Regions from separate parts of the Homo sapiens genome. Here region 2 is linked to region 1. Evidence: read pairs that join two places in POLR2A ChIA-PET (ENCODE). Cell type or tissue: MCF 10A. All regions are shown on one strand. Links, peaks and the distances in the headings refer to the core of each region. The heading gives the core; the rest is flanking DNA. Region 1 holds the start of LINC00519 (long intergenic non-protein coding RNA 519). Region 2 overlaps FRMD6-AS2 (FRMD6 antisense RNA 2).

Region 1 (10,524 bases), core at 3,025-8,024:
TTATTATTATTATTTTGAGACAGGGTCTCACTTTGTCACCCAGACTGGAGAGTAGTGGTACCATCTCGGCTTACTGCAATCAACCTCCACCTTCTGGGCTCGAGTGCTTGGTCCTCCCATCTTAGCCTCCTGAGTAGCTGGGACCATAGGTGCATGCCACCATGCTCAACTAATTTTTTATATTTTTGATAGAGATAGGGTTTCACCATGTTGCCCAGGCTGGTCTCGAACTCCCGAGCTCAAGCGAGCTACCTGCCTCGGCCTTCCAAAGTGCCCTTACGTTTATTATATGCATCCATCTACTTTCTTCAAGTTCCATCTTTCTCTTTCTAACTTCTTGAATTGAATGCTTAGTTCACCTTATTTCTAGTTCATTGTGATACATATATACATATATGTACTTTTTACTTTTAATACTACTTTAGGTGTATCATACAAGTTTTGACATGTCATGCTAATAATTTCTATCATGAGTTGTTAGCTCACAAGTTATTTGGAAATATGTTTTCTTTGTGTGGCATCATGGAAATATGTTTGATCTTTGTCCTTGGTTTTTGACAGAGCTCCTGAATCTCTTATAATTCTCTGAGTGATGGGGTGATAGGAGCATATATATATATATATATATATATATATATTTTTTTTTTTTTTTTTTTTTTTTGAGATGGAGTTTCACTGTTGTTGCCCAGGTTGGAGTGCAATGACGTGATCTTGGCTCACTGCAACCTCCACCTTCCAGGTTCAAGCAATTCTCCTGCCTCAGCCTCCTGAGTAGCTGGGATTACAGGCATGTGCCACCACACCTGGCTAATTTTGTATTTTTAGTAGGGACGGGATTTCTCCATGTTGGTCAGGCTGGTCTTGAACTCCCGACCTCAGGTGATCTGCCTGCCTCGGCCTCCCAAAGTGCTGGGATTACAGGCGTGAGCCACCACGCCAGGCTGATAGGAGCATATTTTGTTCTAATGAAGTGACTCTTGGTTGGGCCCTTAGATCACTTCAGGATGGGGACTGGTCACCAACCAGAAAACTTGATTAGAAGCCTAAAACTTTCAGCCGCACCCCTCAACCTCCAGGTAGGAAGAAGGGGCTGGAGATTGAGTTAATAATTGATCACTCCTTTGTGATTTAACTTCCTTAAAAAAATCCTAAACAATGGGGTTTGGAGAGCTTCTGGGTTGGTGAATGCATCCATATACTGGGAGGGTGCCACATCCCAACTCCACAGGACAGAGGCTCCTGAGCTTGGGACACATCTGGACTTCACTCTACATACCTGTTCATTTGGCTCATTTGTACCCTTTATAATAAACCAGTAAGTGCAAGTAAGGTGCTTTCCTGAATTCTGTGAGCTGTTCACAACCTGAAGGAGGGGATTATGGGATTCCACAACCTTGTAGCTAAGTCAGATGAGGCATCAGTAATCTGGGAACCTCATACTTGTGACTGATTCGTGGTACTGAGTCCTTAAACCTTTGGTGTCTGATACTAACTGTGGTTAGTTAGTGTCAGAATTGAACTGAATTGTAGAATACCCGGTTGGTGCCAAGGAATTGTAGAATTGGTTGTGGGTGTGGAAAATCCCCTACACATTTGGTGTCAGAATCTGTTGATGTCAGGCGGAAAAAACACCTTTCATTTGGCATGGGTGTTCCATTATTTGAAAGTTATGTTTTTCTGCCTCATCTCAGAATTCTAAATGTCACATAGGTCAATATTGATTATTATAATTATTTGAATCTTCTATGTCTTACCAATTTTTGGTCTAGGTGACTCGCTTTCTGACAAAGATGTGTTAAAATCTACCTCTGTGATTTTTTCATTTTTTCCCCTTATAATCTTGCAGCTTTTTGCTTTATATATTTTGAGACCATATTGTTTAGCACAACAGTCAAGGTCAGTCTCTCTTCCTGAAAAAAATTTCCCTTCTCATTTAGTGTGTTTAATACTAACAACTCTGTCTTAAATTCCATTTTGTCTGATTATAATAAGGCTCTCCTAGCTTTCTTGCACTTACTATTTGCCTGGCGTATCTTTTTTCATCTGTACCTTGTAAATATCATACAGTTCAAATTTCAAAAATTCCAGTCTGAGACTATAACCAGTGGTTTTAATTTTTTTACATATATTACTAGTATATTTGGATCTATTTCTTCCATCTAATTTTCTGTTTTTGCGTCATTCTCCTTTCTTTTTGCCCTTTTGGTCTATTTGAGTTTTGTTTTTCCTCTTCTTCTTTTTCTAGTTTGGGAGTTATACTTTTTATTTCTATTGTGATAATCTTTAAATTCTAAATTTAAATTATAGTGATAATCTTTAAATTCTTGTGACTAATACTTGACTAAGTTTAAAGTTAATGTTTCCCAAGCACTGTGAGGACTTCCACTTGTCTGTTCAGCTTTATTGAGTTACACCTGACAAACAAAAATTGTATATGTTTAAGGTGTCCAATGCAATGATTCGACATACATACCCATTGTGAAACCATCACCAGATTCAAGTGAATTAACACAATTTGTCACCTCACAGAGTTACTTTTTTGTGTGCTGAGAACACTAAAGTTCTTTTCTCTTAGCAAATTTTAAGTATACCATACAGTATTATTAACTATAATCACCGTGCTATGCATTAGATTCCCAGAACTTATCCATCCTATAATCGAAAGTTCGTACCCTTTATTTTACCATCTTCCCATTCCCTGCCCATCCAGCCCCTGAAAATCATCATCTACTGTGTGCTTCTATGAGTTCAACTTTTTAAAGATTCCACATATAAGTGAGGTCATATGTGAGGTCATGAGTGAGTATTTTTCTTTCTGTGTCTGGCTTATTTCACTTAGAATAATGTCCTTAGGGTTCATCCATATTGTTACAAATGGCAAAATTTCCTGCTTTTTTTATATTCATATGTGAGTGTGTGTGTGTATATATATCTAAAATGAGATATTATGTATACATACATGTATATAATGATGCTATATATACCTATATATGAAATTTATGTGGAATAATTTAGATATATCATTATATATGTAATTTATATATATATGTAATTTTGTGGATTATTTCACATTTTCTTTATCCATTCATCTGAGCTTACTTTTTAAACTCAGCTCCTCTTCCATTTCCATGTTATTAGTGACTACTATTGTCTTCTATCTAGTTCTAACTTCCTCATTAGTTGTCTGAATTATTATTATGCTTTGTTTACAGTTTCCATTTATCATCATATGTACTGATATTTGTGTTCATCATTGCATCTTGCTTTTTACTTCTTTGTTCTGGACTAAATTTCCTTAATGAAGTGTATTTTTAGTAGGTATTTCAGTGATGAATGGCAAATTCTCCTTTCCTTTTTCCATAAACATCTTTACTCTCCTCTCTGGGAGTTTTGTTGAGTTAGGTGTTGTATTCTAGGTTGACAGTTGTTTTCAAACAATAGCATGAAAATACAATGTGATTTTCTTGTGGGATATTCTGTTGCTGATGGGAAGTCTACTGGGGATCCAGCTGTCATTTTTTTGTTGGCAATTTGTATCTTCTCTTTGTTTGCTTTGGAGATTTTCTGCTGTTTTTGCTATTCTGCAATTTTACCACAGTGTGTCTAGTAGCAGATTCATTTTCATTTAGCCTCTTCAGCATTTGGGTACTTTTTCATTTTGAGGAATTACAATTCAGTTCTGGAAAAATCTTAGCCATTGTCTTTTCAATATTACCTCACCCTCATTCTCTCTTTTTTCTCTTTTTGGAGATTTATTTTGGACTTTCATACCCTAGCCTTTATATCTCTTAACTACTTTCATATTTCCTATCTTTTTATTATTCTCAGCTGTATTCTGCATAATTTCTTTAGATCTAGTTCCCATTTTTGTAATATTCTCTTCAACTCTGTTTAATCTGCCACATACTTTGAGCTTCTAATTTTATTTTTTTGTTATTATTATTTTTGAGACAAGGTCTCACTGTGTCACCCAGGCTGGAGTGCAGTGACATGATCTCGGCTCACTGGAACTTCAGCTTCCTGGTTCAAGTGATTCTTATGCCTCAGCCTCCCAAGTAGCTGGGATTGCAGGCATGCACCACTATGCCCAGCTAATTTTTGTATTTTTAATAGAGATGGGGTTTTGCCATGTTGGCCAGGCTGTTCTTGAACTCATAGCCTCAAGTGATAGACCCTCTTGGCCTCCCAAAGTGCTGAAATTACAGGTGTGAGCCACCGTGCCTGGCCTTGAACTTCTAATTTTAAGCACTATATTTTTCATTCCTATAAATTCTGTTTTTTAAAAATCTGTCCTTTTTCATACTTTTATTATTTTTTAACAAAGTTTTAATAATTTTAAATATACATATTTTTTTAGTCTGTTTCAGTTCTCTTCTCTCCCAGTACTTGGAATGATAATTCTCTCATGTATTAATTACATCTTCTGGCATTCCATTCCCTCTTGGTCCTTTATTCTTGTGTGTGTGTGTGTGTGTGTGTGTGTGTGTGTGTGTTTGTGTGTGTGTATTGTAATACTTTATTTTTAAATAGAGTTCATTATCAGCAGGTTGTGTTTTTCCTTGTGGGATTTCTGTGTTCTCAGTTGGTTTAAGTGTCCCTCCAAGAAATAGCTTACACATGGTTTCCGGAAAGTTCAATATTTCTTGCTATTGGTTACAACAAAGAGGATAGAACTAGCAGCCACTGAGAGACAAATCCCAAGTGAGCAAGGACGAAATGAATGGAGCAAGGACCTAGAGAAAGTGAGAAGCTAAAGGATGAGGAGCCCAGGTATAGTACAGCTTTATAAAAAGGAACAGGAATATGTCTTTCTTTTCAATAGGAGGGAAGGTAAAACTGTGACGAAAAACACAGAAAATTTTGAGGAAAAACTTGAGAGAAGCCCCAAGAAATGATTTATTCTTCTTAGAATGACAAGAGATGAGTTGTCTTTGCAGGTAAGGCAGTCAGATAGTTATGTGTCTGAGGAGACTAATGCTGTTAGAAGTGCTGAAGGGCAACAGGAAAAGTTAACAGAAAGGATTGTCAAGAAGGAGGGAGGGCCCAGCCAGGATTTAGAGAAAATAGACTTGTGGGATACAATCTATGTGCTTTGGTGATTTTTCCCACACTACTTGGCAGCTATGGATAGAGGGAAGATAAGTATGGGTTTGCCAGATTCGATGATTGACAATCCAGCCATAGGAGGCAGTTTGGGAGTGAGCAATTCTAAGATTCCTGCAAAAGCCCTATTTAAATCATTTCTAATGGATTCCAGGCTGGGTAAGGGGCAAAAGAAGCCAGAAAGACTCTGATGAATGAGGAGACAAGAGAAGAATCTAGAAAATGGAGACTCAGTGAAGGTGAGGACAGATCAGCAGGGATGAGAGGGCTGTGGGGTAAGAAGTGCAGGAAGTAAGGTCAGGAAAGGGGATTTTCCAGCTTGAGCTCTTGGCCATGGAATAGTTCCCAGGGCCAAGCATACCAGTAATTATTTGTGGCTCAATTATTTCCTAGATCCTTGCTATCTGGAGGAAAAGTTAGTGGCTCTGAGCTGCAGCATGGGGTCTCTCAGCTCCTACTTTCTATTGTAAAAAGTGAGAATGTTAGCCTTGCAGAACTATTATCCTACTTTAAAAAAAGATACATATTAGGTGCTCAGCAGTTTACAACATCTCTGGTGATTGTGTCTAAAATTATCATATTCTAAAGCCATGAGGGGGTCTATCAAGGCAAATATTTTAACATCACTTGAGGACTTTGAGCCTTATTTCTTCAAATGCTTGCCCATGATTCCTGGAACCTTTGCTTTCTGGTTGAAGTCTTGGTTTAGCATGTGCAGCAAATAAAACAGAACACAGCCACTCCCTGAGAGCGTCCCCACCTCCCCTCTCCTCTCCTGTGACTTACGTTTTCCTCAGTGAGCTGGCTGCCACCTCTGCAGCTGCCCTTTGAAGCATTTCTCCAGAGTGGTGACTGTCATTAGCTGTGCTGCGGCTTGGCTGTTCTCCCTGCCAACTGTGGTTGTGTCTGCCCTCACTTTCCATAGGACGTGCTGGCAGGCTTGGTGCTTTACCAAATCACAGCGGCCTTTGTGGGTCTCTGTCAGCATTTCTTTCCTTTTGCTTTCTTTGTCTATGTTGTTTCTAGAAGGGAGCAGAACTTGGTTGCTGAGTCATCACTGGCTGTGATGTGGGAAGTCAGAACAGTTCTTTACCTTTTGTTTATTTGTGATCTCCTCCCTCTAGAATGCTGAGAGTGTTTTGAAGGAGAAGATTCATAGGAAGAAACAAATTTAACCAGGATAATAGGTTGGGATGGGACACACTTCCAGTCCAATCTTGCTGTCCACTTGGTGGTAGGGAGGGGTCAATTCACTGTGCTGTTTCATTGGGACTTACTTTGGCATCCTCATACTGAGTTAAGTGTAGAGAACACAGTGATGGGATTGCATTAGCCTTCAAAAAGATGCTTACTTGTGACTGGCCTACTTAGAAAAATGGAGTGGAAAAAAAAAAAGGAATGTTTTGATGCAGAAAGAAAAATAAGGTAGTAGAAGGTAGAAATAGAGAACTACAGTGAAGGACCAAGCAGATGGGCTGTATCAGCTCTAAAACGTCCCTGGACTGTGTTCTTCCTGGCCATGTCCTGGATTTTCCATTCCTGCTGACATTTCCAAGTCATAAATCAAGGAGGAATACTCGAAGAGCCTTACGATTTCGTTGAAATATGAGCAGCCAGGACATCCTCTGGGTGGAGTAGGACTTGCAGGTGCTGGAGGTGGGCGGGCAGGACATGAGTTGAACAGCAGGCAGGGATATTGGGCAGGGTGGCCATTGCCCATGGAGTCCAAAATTTCACCTTTTTATAAGAAACTTTGGGATTTGGGCCTATGAAGGACAGCCCAGTGAGTCATTTCTCCGGGGCTGGGATGGGAAATTACTAGTTTTTGGTCTTATGATTGTGAAAGTCTGCAGATGTGCAACCATAAGTCTTTTTTATTCTCCTTTACTCTGCCTTTTAAAACTTTACAGTTAACAAAACCTTCCCTATTCTGCCCCAAGTGGATCAAATCCTTTTTCTCTCATCTGACTCCATTATAGTCTTGAGAACTAGCTAGGCACTTTTCAGATTAAGAAGCTATGTCTTGCCCAAATTCCTGTCCTCGTGACAAGTTTTCCCCAAATCTAGGACCAATTCCTGATCAACTGCTTTACATATTCAGATCAATGATGGCTTCAGTTCTGTGCATATTCTAACACTTGACATGGACATCTATCTTAAGGGCTTAAGGACTATTCTTTTTTTTTTTTTTTTTTTTGAGACGGAGTCTTGCTCTGTGGCCCAGGCTGTAGTGCAATGGCATGATCTCGGATCACTGCAACCTCCGCCTCCCAGGTTCAAGCCATTCTCCTGTCTCAGCCTCCTGAGTAGCTGGGATTACAGGCGCCCACCATCACGCCTGGCTAATTTTTGTATTTTTAGTAGAGATGGGGTTTTACCATGTTGGTGAGGCTGGTCTTGAACTCCTGACCTCGTGATCCGCCTGGCTTGGCCTCCCAAAGTGCTGGGATTACAGGTGTGAGCCATCGCGCCTGGCCCTTTAAGGACTATTCTTAATTGCCTGATGCCATAGGCTGTGGGTTGTGACTGTGAGATAGGTACTGTGCTAATCTCTAGACATTCATGATTTTGTTTACATTTTACACCCCTGTGAAGTAGATATTATTATTCTCATTTTATGGCATAATAAAATGAGGTTCAGAAGAGTTACATAAAGTGACAAGAAGCTGGTGGTAGCTGAGCTAGGATTTGAACCCAGATCTATCCTACCTCAAAGCCTAAGTGCCTAACCAGTCTGCTGGAGACTCAATCTGGAGTCCATGCCCCTGTCACCCCTAGATTTTATGTGACCTTTTGTACATGTGTTTTTCTGGGAAGCGGGATCCTGGTCTATATCAGATTTTCAAAGGGCTACGATCCCACAAAGCTAAGAACACTGTACTTAACTATTAGAGTTGGTGGATCAGTTAGGATGCTCTTGGTTGCAAACAAAGCAGAACTGAACTCAAACTGGCTGTGTCAGTGTTCACGCACAGTTTAATCAGGATTCCTGCTCTGTTTCTCTGTAACAGTCCTGGCTTCATCCTCCTAGTGTGTAGGCTTTGTCCTCAGGCTTCCCTTATTGATAGCAAAATGCCTGCAACAGTTCTGGGTCCAATGTCTGCACACACAGGTCCAAAAGAAGAGCCAAAAGAAGGTCCAAAGGAAGAACATTTCTCTCCTCTCTACTGTCCAACAAAACTTGTGGGCTTCATTCTTGGCCATGGGGCCAAGTAAGATCCTGTGCCCCTGTCTTGAGCAGTCATGGGAACTGGGGGACGCCGTGCAAGGGTTGGCTGCAGCATGTATTCCTTGTGTATTCCTGAATCAATCACAGTCTTAATGAGGATAAGATTACATTGAGTGCCTTAGGCCACTGCAGCGGGGAGTAGGGTCATTTTTACCTCACTGACATGGCTGATTCCTAATGGTCAGGGGAGAGGTGAAGTGGATGATGGGCAGGCATCCAGCAATACCCAAAATAGTTAGTATTCTTCCTGTGGCAACTCAAAGATTTTGCAACAATCTCCATATCTTAATGGGACAAGATGAAAGCAAATTCAGCTTCTAGGAGGAAACTTTTTGGCATTTCATTGTTCTCTTTGATTTGAAGAGTTTAATATGCTGCCTTTTCTCATCCCCAATCAGAGTCTATTTAGTGAGGCAAGATGTCCCTACCAATGAAGAGATATTTCCTTTAGATGCAGTTCTAATTAGAACTGCCGCTTCTGAGAAACACTTTCATGGCCTGAGTTACAAACTCCTCTGGAATATTTTCCTCTTGTTTAAGAATGCATAGTCTCAGAATCCAAGGGTGGCTGGGAAGAGGAAGAGCAATTGAAAATGAGAATGTGAAAGAAGACAGAAGTCTTTTTTATGAGAACTTAAGCAGAGTGATGACTGCATGTGTCTGAAAATATAATTATCCTCTTTTGTTTGCTTGATAGAGTTTTGATAGATAGAATCTTGACAGCTCTGTTATGAAATGTTAAAATGTAATTTAGGTTAAAAATCTTAATTATCTTAAATTATAGTCTGAAGTCATGTTCTAGACTTTGATCCTTTTATCATGTGTGACACAGCAGAGGCTGCAGGTGCAGCTAATCCAGCTGCTGTGTTTGCATAAAAGTGAAAAAAGTGGTTGATTGGCTCACTGGACACCCTTGGAGGGGATATATGTGTGCGTAGAAGGAAACCAGTGGGATTTGCCTTCTGCCCGGCAATCCCTAGATGATGCTCTTAACTTTAGAGCAGAGGAGCATTGTGGGTACTTATATTCATTAGAGAATAAAGCCCAAGCTCCTTAGTGCAACATTCAGGCCCTTAAGGACATGGTCGTAAACTACCCTTTCAGGATCAGGGAGACATATGTGCAGTGAAGAGGGTGTGGGCTTCAGAGTCAGACACTAGTCTCCTACCTCCCCCCACTGACTTGCTAAGCAAACTAGGATTTGCTATTTAAGATCTCTAAGCTTCAGTTTCTTCTGTTTACCGTATATGCAAAGAAGACACACTGACCTTCCTTGTGGGGTTGAATCACCGCATCACTCCTCTGTACTCTCCCAGATCTCTGCTTCCTCTCTCTTCCTCTCTCCCTTTCTTACATTGTTATTTTTCTTTCATGTGGCCTCTCTCTCTCTTTCTCTCTCTCCCCCGCCAATCAAGGAGATGGAATGTTCATTAGGGACATGGACTGCATGTCCTCCCCTCCCTTTATCCCCTAGTCTTAGTACAGCAATTGGTCACATGATTAAGTGCTAGATACAACTTTGCTAAAATGAGTGCTCAACAACATCCTTCGTCATCCATTTGACCTTCTTAGCAAATGTCAATTAAAAAATGAAATACCGAAGTGAGTCAGAAGGAGAGAGGGCTGGTTGAGATGAGACAGCTTTGTATAGTGGGTGCTGGAGTTTGACCCAATGGGTTTAAGTTCTGGCTAAATGATGACCTTGGGCAAGTTACCATTCTGTGCTCAGTTTCCTCTGTAAGATGGGGATGACAATAGACCCTCTTTAGAGGGTTGCTATGAGAAAAAAATGAGATAATAAAAAATATACTTAGGAGAATGAGTACTTAATTAACATGACCTATTATTGTTCCCCCAGAAGATTAGTTCTGCCAGGTAAGAACTCGACTGTACACTCATGAAATTTGAGGCAAGTCTTATTCTTTCATGAGATGAAAACTGAGCAAGAGCAGAGAAATCCTTTTATGTCTTTCTCCTCACTTTGTTCAACGTGGGGAACAAGATATGTAGGACTATAGGATGTTTCCTGTAGACAACCTGAGCATTACTGAGGGAGAGAGGGAGTGTGTGAATCTTGTGCCCTGGCCTGACCACACGGCTGCCTATTTCACCATGTCAGGGGGCTGCCAGCCTCTGAGGCATTGTCCCTTTTGACATCTTCAGAAGCCACCCATCATGAAGACTAAATTCTA
Region 2 (10,524 bases), core at 2,338-7,337, 150 kb after region 1:
TCATTCCTTAGTGATTTGTGTTTCTCTTTCTCTCTGTGTTTCAATTAATCTAGCTAGGGGTTTGTCAATTTTTTAAATCTTTTTTAAAAAATCAGCTTTTGGGCGGGGCATGGTGGCTCACGCCTCTAATCCCAGCACTTCGGGAGGCCAAGGTGGGCAGATCACAAGGTCGAGAGTTCCAAACAAGGCTGGCCGATATGGTGAAACCCTGTCTCTACTAAAAATACAAAAATTAGCTGGCGCAGTGGCAGCTACTTGGGAGGCTGAGGGAGGAGAATTGCTTGAACCCGGGAGGCGGAGGTTGCAGTGAGCCGAGATTGCGCCACTGCAGTGCAATCTGGGCAACAGAGCGAGACTCCGTCTCAAAAAAAACCAAAAAAAAACCAGCTTTTGGTTTTGGTAATTTTCTCTTTTATCTATCTATTGTCTGTCTATTTTGGTTATTTCTGCTCTTATCTTTATCTTTTTTGCTCTTATTTTTATCATTCTCTGATTTTTAATTTTTCTATTTTTACTTATATGCATTTTAAAGCTGTTTTAGCTGAATTCCACAAATTTTGGTACATTGTATCTTCATTCAGTTCAAAACATTTCTTAGTTTCCCTTGTGATTTTTGTCTTTGACTTATGAATTAAGATGGTGTTGTTTAATTTCTAGATATTTATGGGTTTTCTAGATGCCATATTGTTATTGATTTCTCATTTAATTCCACTGTGGCCAGAAAATACACTCTGTATATTTCATTCATTAAAATTTATTGATTTATTGTCCAGCATATGGCCTATTTTTAAAAATGTATTATGTGAACTTGAATAGAATACATATTCTGCAGTTGCTGGATGTTTGTTCCATAAATGCCAGTTAGATAGTGATCAATAGTATTGTGCATACCTTCAGTATTTATGTAGATGTTTTTTCTGGTTTTTCTATGAATTGCTTACTAATGGGGTTCTAAAATCACCTGATATAATTGTGGAATCTATCTGTCCCCTTAATTCTGTGAATTTTTGCTTCATGTATTTTTGGGAACTGTTATTAGATGCATATGCATTTATAATATTTATGTCTTCCTGGCCAGGTGCGGTGGCTCACGCTTATAATCCTAGCACTTTGGGAGGTGGAGGCGGGTGGATCATGAGGTCAGGAGATCAAGACCATTCTGGCTAACACAGTGAAACCCTGTCTCTACTAAAAATACAACAACAACAACAAAAAATTAGCCGGGCGTGGTGGCAGGCGCCTGTAGTCCCAGCTACTTGGGAGGCTGAGGCAGGAGAATGGCGTGAACCCAGGAGGCGGAGCTTGCAGTTAGCCGAGATAGCGCCACTGCACTCCAGCCTGGGTGACAGAGCCAGACTCCGTCTCGAAAAAAAAAAAAAAAAATTGATGTCTTCCTGATGAATTATTCTTTTTATCATTATAAAATTCCCAGTGCTGTTTTTAAAGAAACATTCGGCATTCTTGGAAAATGAAGACATGGTAACTAAAATTTAAAAATATGTACATTTAGATAAGGTTCAGTTAATACAGTTGAAGAAATCTCACAGCAAATGGAACAATAACAACAAAGTAAACAATAGTGATAGAAAGTGGTAGATAAATGACAAGAGTCCAAGAGGATTTCTCTAGGAAGCCCAGCATTCAAATAATAACAGAGTTTAAAAAAAGAAGAAAGAAAGAAAATGAAAAATAGGAAAAAGGAAAACAAGAGGAGAAAATTACCCAAGAAATGATATAAGAATATTTTCCCATTTTATGCCCTTATAAAGGGCTGGAGGAGGGAATTTGTTCCTTTTGCCCTTCTGCCTCTGCCATGTGAGGACACACTGTCCATCTCTCCAGAAGACGCAGCATTCAAGGTGCCATCTTAGGGGCAGACACCAGACCCTATGAGGCAACTGGACCTGGTAATGCCTGATCTTGAACTTTCCAGCCTCTAGAACGGTTAGAAATAAATTTCTTTTCTTTATAAATTAAGAATATGCATATATTTCCCCTAAGTGAAGGACACAGTTTACCAGCTTCAAAAGACCTACATAGGACCCAGCACAATGAAGGTTAAAGAGCTACACCAAGACTCAAAGACTCATCACTGTGAAATTTCAGAATGCTGGGTGTTCTAGGGACTTCTTTCTCTGGCTCAATTGCTGAAGGAATTATTATTATTATAATAATAATTATTTTTTGAGACGGAGTCTCTCTCTGTCGCCCAGGCTGGAGTGCAGTGGTGCGATCTCAGCTCACTGCAAGCTCCACCTCCCAGGTTCACGCCATTCTCCTGCTTCAGCCTCCCGAGTGGCTGGGACTACAGGCACCTGCCACCACGCCTGGCTAATTTTTTGTATTTTTAGTAGAGACAGAGTTTCACCGTGCTAGCCAGGATGGCCTCGATCTCCTGACCTCGTGATCTGCCCACCTCAGCCTCCCAAAGTGCTGGGATTACAGGTGTGAGCCTCCGCACCCAGCCTGCTGAAGGAATGATTTTAACTGTGAGAGAAAGACTTATTCAAGGAGAACCAACAGGGACCCTCCTTTTCAGTTCCTGAATCTTAGCCTCAGCTCACCTGAACTTAGCCTCACAGCTGAAGCACCCTGTCAAAAATTCTGAGCAGCCCTGTTCCCCTCACCCAGATTTCTGGTTCATGTAAATCTTTGAAATGCTCCTAGTACTCAAGCACTGAGGCGCCAGGAATCTTTGTTTAGCCACCTTACCAAGTTAATCCCCAAGGCTGTGCTTTAAGTCTGTTACCAGATTTAATTGAGGATAATGTAGTGTATCCTTCCTTAGGAGAATATTTGTCCCTACATGTGATAAGACCTAATGGTTACCCCTTGAACACTTATTAGTTGATACCCTTGAGCAGTTTGGGAAATAATTTTCAAATGAGGTATAATGAGCTCAAGTCTTTTGGAAGTCATCCAAATGAGGGTGCCCAGGCCAACAGGAAAAGCACTGGGAATAAAGTGAGAGCTGAGCTTCTGCCCCTGCCGGTCCTGCTGCTTGTGCTTCCCACGTCAGGATAATGATTTACAGCTGGAGTTTTCTAGGGCTGTACTAGCCTTGGAGACAATCAGGATTTGGCTTTAAATTATATGTGTATGTGGTCTCAGCTACCTCCCAGTTTTGTGTTGGTTCTAATTCATGGCCTATCTTATTTTAAAAGGCCAGTAAAGGCTGATCTTGACCCAGCCACTTGTTGGTCTGTTGCAGTTTCTAAGTAACCGCGCATGGCCACCATCACTACTGCTCCTCTGCTGCCTCAGCTGACTCTGACCCTGGCAGACAGTGTTTCTCCAGAGGTCACAGCTTCTGACCAACCTAAAATGACCTGGCCAGTAAGTGAGCACGACTCTTTATGCTTCCAGAAGTAGGCCTGTTCTTCCTGTTCTACACACCCTCCATTGAGGAAATTTGAACAGATTGAAACTAGTACACCTTTCATATGAAGGTATTACCTGGATTCTCACCAAAAACCTCTCTTGCTGATTCTGGACCTGTGCCCCAGGTTAGGGCATAGGCTTCTGGCTCTATCTCAGGGAGTTTTCTGCCTTTTGAGAGCAGTACTTTCTCCGCCTACCCCTTTCTCTTATTCCCAGCCACACCCTTGAGGCAGGAGCATCTTTATCTCCCACTTATTACTAAGGACTTGTAGTCCTGGTCTTGGAGCTAATTTCTATGCTTTCTTTACTTTTTTTTTTTTTTTAAATCCCAAGATGTATTAAAATCCTATGCAATTTCCCCTGACCTAGAGCTATCCCAGCATTCTCAAAGCTGCATGACTCAAAGGAAGACATCCCCTGGAGCTCTTCTTACTAATCATAGTTAACATTTATTGAGCACGTATCACATTATCTCATTTATCATCACAAAAACCCTACGAAATCTATTTGTTACAGATGAGAACACTTGGCTTAGAGAATCTATGTCACTTGCCCTAAGTTTATAGATAAAAATAGATAAGCAGGGGTTTGAATCCAGATCTCTCTCTATCCAGAGCCCATGCTTTTAATCACAGCATCACTTCTAGGTCTGGATTTTAACCGTGTGTACAGATTTCAATTTCATTTCAAGTTAGGAAAACGCTGGGGTGCTTATTTGTCATCATTGCTGTGATTAGCAAAGTGAGAATAGAGACAGGAGTTGGAAATTTCCCTGCCCTTAGAACTCTGAAAGACAAAGCAGTTAAACACTACATCACAAAAGTTCATTATGCTTAGATAACAGAGAAGAGGGTGGAGTGGTAGCAAAGTCAACAGGAATTTACAATGGCAGTTTGGGACTGGCGGGAAAGATTTAGGCCTCAGAATCCTAGGCAGTGCATCTGAAATGCAGAAATCAGTGGGGCTGGTGGGGCCGGAGGAGTTTTCAGAGGGCACAGTGGTCTTGAATTTGCCTTTGAACTAGTGAGATTTTGGTTTGTAGAAAGGAAGAGGGAGAATTCTCCCAGGTAGAAGACAGCTGGAGCCAAGGGAGAGAGGAGAGAATGAGTGTGGGTATTTGGGATGGCATTGGAGTGGGCCAGCCCACACTGGGGAGTGATGCAGGATAAGTTTGAGAAGGATCTTGAGAGACAGATTCAAAAGCTTGGAATTGAATGTGAAGGCAATGGGGAACCACAGAAGGCCTTTGAACATGGGAGAGGTGGGCGAACAAAAATGATACAGAATGTTTTGTTCACAGCGTGACTCATTTTGCCCTATCAAACAGCTGTAACTGGAGTCAAGCTATTAACACTGCACTAAAGATTTAGGTTCTATTATCTGTTCAGCCATAGAGCCATGTTCTTTCTGCAGAGATATTTTTCTAAACTGAGGGAAAGCCTTATGTGAAAAATGAGAGGTTGCTCACTGGCTCAGGGAAAAGTGAGCTAGACAGTCTGAATGACAGAGTCATCAGTTATGATAATCCCCACTTCCAATGCATAGATGTACCTGCCAAGAGAGTGACAATGCTTGTTTAAGCTAGCCAAGACATGCTCTCTCTCTTAGATGGTGTCAGAATACACAAATTTGTATTCTCTGGTCCCCCTTTTCCTAGATTCCAAGCCAATTATATTTTTCATTATTTCCTCATCCAGGAGACTATGCCATTTATTTGGGTACAAATTGATTTACATTAACAGCATTGGAACCTGAGGATATATGTGGGTCACCTAGCTCCTGATTAGATTTAAGAAATGCCTTATTTTTCATGGTTCAATGAAGTAAACAAACTGTCCTCTTTGCCATAGAGTTAGGAAGCACTATGATGTCAGGAGTAACTTTTGCTACGAGCTGATTTCACCCATTCCAAATTGATAATATGTTCAACTTCAGAGAGTGTTCTTAGCCCCAGGTTCTAGGAGGGCTGTGGCCACCTAAGATCTTACAGCTTTCTTTTCCTCTCTACATACAGCATGAGCCATTGTGATGCTATTAGCATATTTCGTGGTTTCTCTATTTGTTGAATCTATGAGCGCCATGAGGAAACCTCTATTTTCCCCCTTGGGTTGGATTCAAAACCTAACATAGATATGCTATTATGGTTTACCTGTATATTCTAGCTAGCAACATTTAAAATTCTCATTTATAAACTTTCTAGATCATCAAAGGATGAAACAGGTAATAACTGAGATGCCTTTTCCCAAACTTTTTGCCAAAGTGCTCATGAAATTACATGAAAAGCGTGAAAAAGGGAGGACAATAAGCTGTAAATTTAAGATGGAGAAAAGCCATATGCTGAGGTCCACAGAGAATGTCTACTAACGTAATTGTCGATGGAATGGATTGAGAAGCATGTAAGCACGTGCTTACATGCTGAACCAGAGAAGCCCAGCTGGTACTGAAACATAATAGAGAACAAATGTACCTTGCCCTCATCATTTGCCCCCGGCTATTTTAGGACCCTGGGGCTGCCCTGGCCAGAAAAGTAAATGGTTCAACTAGGAACCGTTCAACTATCTTCTGCACCAACAGAAGTCAAATCCAGAGTCATGCCTTCCACTCAAACTATCAATTTCTCTCTTTCCACATCCATTCGGAGACTCTGGCTCCCAGACCACAGCTGGGCATAGAGACAAGCAGAGGTGTGTTGCATCTTAGAATGGATGCTATGTAATAAAAAGGACCGTAACAGGGAGAGAGATAAGAAGGCAGGGGCCAACGCATGCTGGGAGGGAATGTGGTCTTTTATGTGCTGCTGTCTAAAACAGGACCGTAGATTGCCTCCCAGTCTTTCTTTTACCAGTCAGAAATTGCAGCAGTTGGAGCAGGAGAGACCCCAACCTAATGCTGAGACACCTGAACAAGCTAAATCTCTGTGGACTTTGAAAACAGGTAGAAACTATCTTCACCAGTTTACTCTTTATACCTGCTTTACTTGCACTCAAGAGGAGAGTGAGGGAGTATGAAGACCCTTCACCAATACTCTGCTGGCAAGTGCCAGGAGTGAACATAGTGTTCTCTTTTCCAGTATGAATAGGTGGAGAGATGCCCAAAGGGGACCTATAAAAAGAATACTGCAAGATAAGGGAAAAGAAGCTTTTCCATTAAAACTTGAAGCAAGACTACATATCCAAAAATAAATTTTTCCAGGAAAGAGACTTTTTCAGTAGACATATTTTTGGTATCCCTTAAGAAAACTGAGAAGGCATAGCCTCTATGAGATGGGAGTCAGGGGCCATCAGGAGAAAATAGATTGGGATGCAGGCAGATTGGCAAAGGTTGAAATAAGAAATAAGGGCAAATATACCAAAACTATAATAGCAGAATTAAAACTTCTACTGAAGAGAGTAACTATAGGGAAGACTGCAGAAATCAAACCAGTAAAGTAGAACACAAATTAAGGAGTGAAAGGATTAAGATGAAAGCGTTCAGCGAGAAGACAGAAAACACAGATCTAATCTAGGAGTTACATTTGTTCCCAATGAAGAAATTGAACAAAATACTAGAAACAATGTTCAAACATATGGCAGAAGAAAACTTTCCTGCCTGCAGAAGAGATCTGAGATGAATTAAAATTACCAGACTCACATAGAGACATAGCTTGTAAAATGTTTTGATTTTCCAGGTTAAAGAAAGAATCAGAGATTTATAGAGAAATAAACAGGTTACTAACAAGGAAATGAACATTAGGATGGGATCAGACTTCTCAACCCTGAAGGCTAAAACACCATTTTAGGAGACAAGGTGGTATCTCAAGAATTCCATGTTCACCCAACGTGATGTTTACGTGCAAAGGCTGTAGGAATTCATTTTCATATTTACAAGAAGACAGAAAATACACACCACACAGTCCCTTCTTGAAAAAAGAATTTTAATTTGCAGCCCCATTGATTAATAGGTGAATTGGCATGAGGATACAAGGGGGGAAACAAGTAGAAGATGACTTGCAGTGAGTGTTGGAGACTATTCAAAATATAAAATAAATAATTGCCTTGAATATGATTATAAAACTGTATGCAAAAGCTGACAGATGCTGTTGAAAAAAAATTTAAGTATTATAAACTTTAAATTGGGTAAGCAAAAATTGATAAATGGGAAAAGAGCAGTATATTTCATGTTCTCCATAATGAGCTAGTGTTCTTTTCTTTTTCTTTTCTTTCTTTCTTTCTTTTCTTTTTCTTTTTTTTTTTTTTTTTTTGGAGACAGAATCTCACTCTGTCACCCAGACTGGAGTGCAGTGGCACGACCTCAGCTCACAGCAACCTCTGTCCCTGGGGTTCAAGTGATTCTTGTGCCTGAGCCTCCCAAGTAGCTGGGATTACAGGCACGTGCCACCATGCTGGCTAATTTTGTATTTTCAATAGAGACAGGGTTTTGCCATGTTGGCCAGGCTGGTCTCCAACTCCTGCCCTCAGGTGATCCACCTGCCTCAGCCTCCCAAAGTGCTAGGATTGCAGGTGTGAGCCACTGCACCCAGACTGTTTTTTTCTATAGCATGTTATATGACATGTTATATCTTTCCCCCAACTAAAAAAAATGAGATAATGTTTTCTGTAACTGAGTGATTTTAGTTTGAAAATGACTTCTTCAACAGCATGCTTTTCAAGCCAGCATGTCTGTAAAACTGAAATTATTATAGGATCACATGGCTTCAATTGTGTATCTGGCTTCAACTGGCAATGAGGAAATCCTAATAAGCTGAGGCTTTAAGAAACTGCGGAAAGATACAAGATATATTATATGCATTTTTTTTCCTTCTCATTGGATTTTTTTTCCAAGTGAAGAAAAGCGCTGGCATCAGTGAGAATGAATAGTAGTCAGTGGAAACGTAAAGTAGAATGACTTTGGTAAGATAAGTTTTCTAATTTGATGTTTTGGTTAAAAAGTATCTATTTTAGTGCTTATGAGAATTCACTCAGGAATTCATGAATTCCAATTGAGCCAATGTAAAAATTTTGAAATAAAATGTTTCTCTATGGTGTTGGCTTTTGTTAAGCATTGATCTGAAGTGGGAGGGAGGAGGAATCTCGTGAGTTCTTCCATATGGTGTTCCTCAAAGAATGGGTGTGGGAAAGAGAAACTGGAAAGTATGCCTATGAAGAATGGAATAAATAATTATACCTTTAAAAAATACTATTGCAGGAAAGAGAATATTTTAGCAGACATATTTTGGTATCCTTAAGAAAACTAAAAAGGCATAGTCCCTATGAGATGGAAGTCGGGGACCACGAGGAGAAAACAGATCGGGATGCTATCTTTAGCCTAAATCATAGTCTTTGCCTCCTTTGCATTGACAGTTATACTGTAATATTTATCTTTGATGAATTTAGGTCTGTACACACCATAGTTGTCAAAAGAAAAAAAATGTGCCAGAAGAAATTCGGAGAAAACCTATAATATTGTGGTACAAATATTTGGTTCCTTGGGAAAATTTTGCTGCCACCTGATTTTTAATAAAATCAGAAGACCCAGGTGTTGGCCAGGGCAGAATTAACAACCTCCCCTACCTTGTAGCCCTCCAAAAATGCTAGTTAATTATGTCATTAATTACTGACAGCCCATCTGTGATTTCCAATCTTTAACGTTTCAAGTGAGTGAGAAGATGGAAGTAGTGAGAGTAACTTAGAAAAAAAATCACATAGGGCCACTTTTAGACCATAAACTCCCCCAAACCATTCATCATTGTGCGCTAAAGGGTTGGTTTAACATTTATGCGCACATTGTACAAACATGTTCACTCTTATAGGGTAGAAATTTTACCCTCCATGGTCACTCTTGTAGGGTAGAGATGCATAACATCGACATGTATAAATGACCACCCAACTATACTAACTAATCACTTATACTGCACCCAGCACTCTGCTAGCTGTGTAGGAGGCACAGGATAAATATGAGCTTAGTCTCTGCTCTCAAGGAAGTGGAAAGCTAGTTAGAGAGGTCACACAAAATGATTAGCAAACAATCAGGTGTTAACCAGAATTGTCTTCTTTTCTGTGCCTGTGTTTCTTCATCTGCAAAACAGGAATAATAAAACTATTTATCCCAACAGGATATGGTATATAGGAAGTGCTCAGTAGAAGTTAGCTCTTCATTACTGTCATGTAAATAATTATTAACTTTTAATAGGAGGTAAGAGAAAGAAGTGAAAGCTGGCTGCTGCAACAGTAGGGAAAGTTTAATAATAGAACTGAGACTTGAGCTAGGCTTTTGAGCAATGGGTAAAATTTAGAGAGCTGGATACCTGAGTGATTGGGAGGTCATCCAAGGTGAGAAAAATAGCAGTTGCAGAGGCATGTGGGTTGCTGCCTCTTCAGTTAAGCTCACAGTGACTCAGTGACTGTGTATTGACTTCGTGGGAAAGAAAATTGAATAGAGAGGGTGGGGTGTGATCATGAAGGCTTCACAAGTCAGGCAAAGGAGTTTGGATTTTGATACTATAAGCAATTAATTGTCTATACTTCAGTGAAAAGTCTGGTAGCAGGATGCAGGATGTTTGGAAGGGGTGGATCACTGAAGTCAGGGAGGCCCCAAGAGAAGGCAGTTGCAACATCCCAGTTGAGCTATAATCAGGGCTTGGCTTGCAGAGTGAAGAGTAAGAGATGGAGCCAAGGTGCTAAGAAGGAAGAAGCAGCAGGCCCTGGGAAAAACAGCAGAGCAATGAAAAACAGCACAGTTGCATTTTGGGATCTGGTGCCACATTTTCTGAGCCTAACACAGGGTATACGTACATGTGTATTTACTGAACAATTGAGGCTGAATAATTGATGAAGTCACTGCAAATCTGAGATTTACGGGGATCACAGTTTATAGCCAGGCAGAGAACAAACGAATTGGGAAAGAATATGAAGAGAGGAGTGTCCTCTCCAATCTTCTTTTAGCTTATTTCTTTAATGAATCTGTATGCCCAGTGTGTAGAAAATTAAGACCTAAAACATTGTTTTAAAACATTGGTTTTAAAATTCCAGGACTGGAATCATCTATTTGCCTAAATGTATCCTCTATGCATCTCTGTGGTTCTTGAGGGTAAGAAGGCATCATGTTTATATACAATGACTACATTGATTAGGGGAGTCTTATGTCCTATCTACGTTCATATCCTGA

The links. Peaks named below come from ENCODE experiments on the same cell type or tissue, not always from the same donor. Only the 100,000 strongest peaks of a DNase experiment are listed, where the experiment ranks them.
Region 2: POLR2A ChIA-PET joins it to region 1 with 6 read pairs; 2 of 35 experiments call an interaction of 5 or more read pairs at or near these places.

Annotation. Positions count from the first base shown.
Region 1 is chr14:51,322,241-51,332,764 of GRCh38, forward strand. It overlaps LINC00519 (long intergenic non-protein coding RNA 519), which reads right to left and starts at 6,145. Exons shown (of 2, transcript NR_145423.1): 1 at 5,890-6,145. In MCF 10A, for the core only: no CTCF peak of the experiment used is centred there; a DNase peak (open chromatin) is centred at 6,081.
Region 2 is chr14:51,470,136-51,480,659 of GRCh38, forward strand. The region is part of intron 2 of FRMD6-AS2 (FRMD6 antisense RNA 2); the gene reads right to left. It also overlaps a transcript of FRMD6 not described here. Among named protein-coding and RNA genes, the nearest start is that of LINC02310, 78 kb to the left of the region's middle. In MCF 10A, for the core only: no CTCF peak of the experiment used is centred there; no DNase peak of the experiment used is centred there.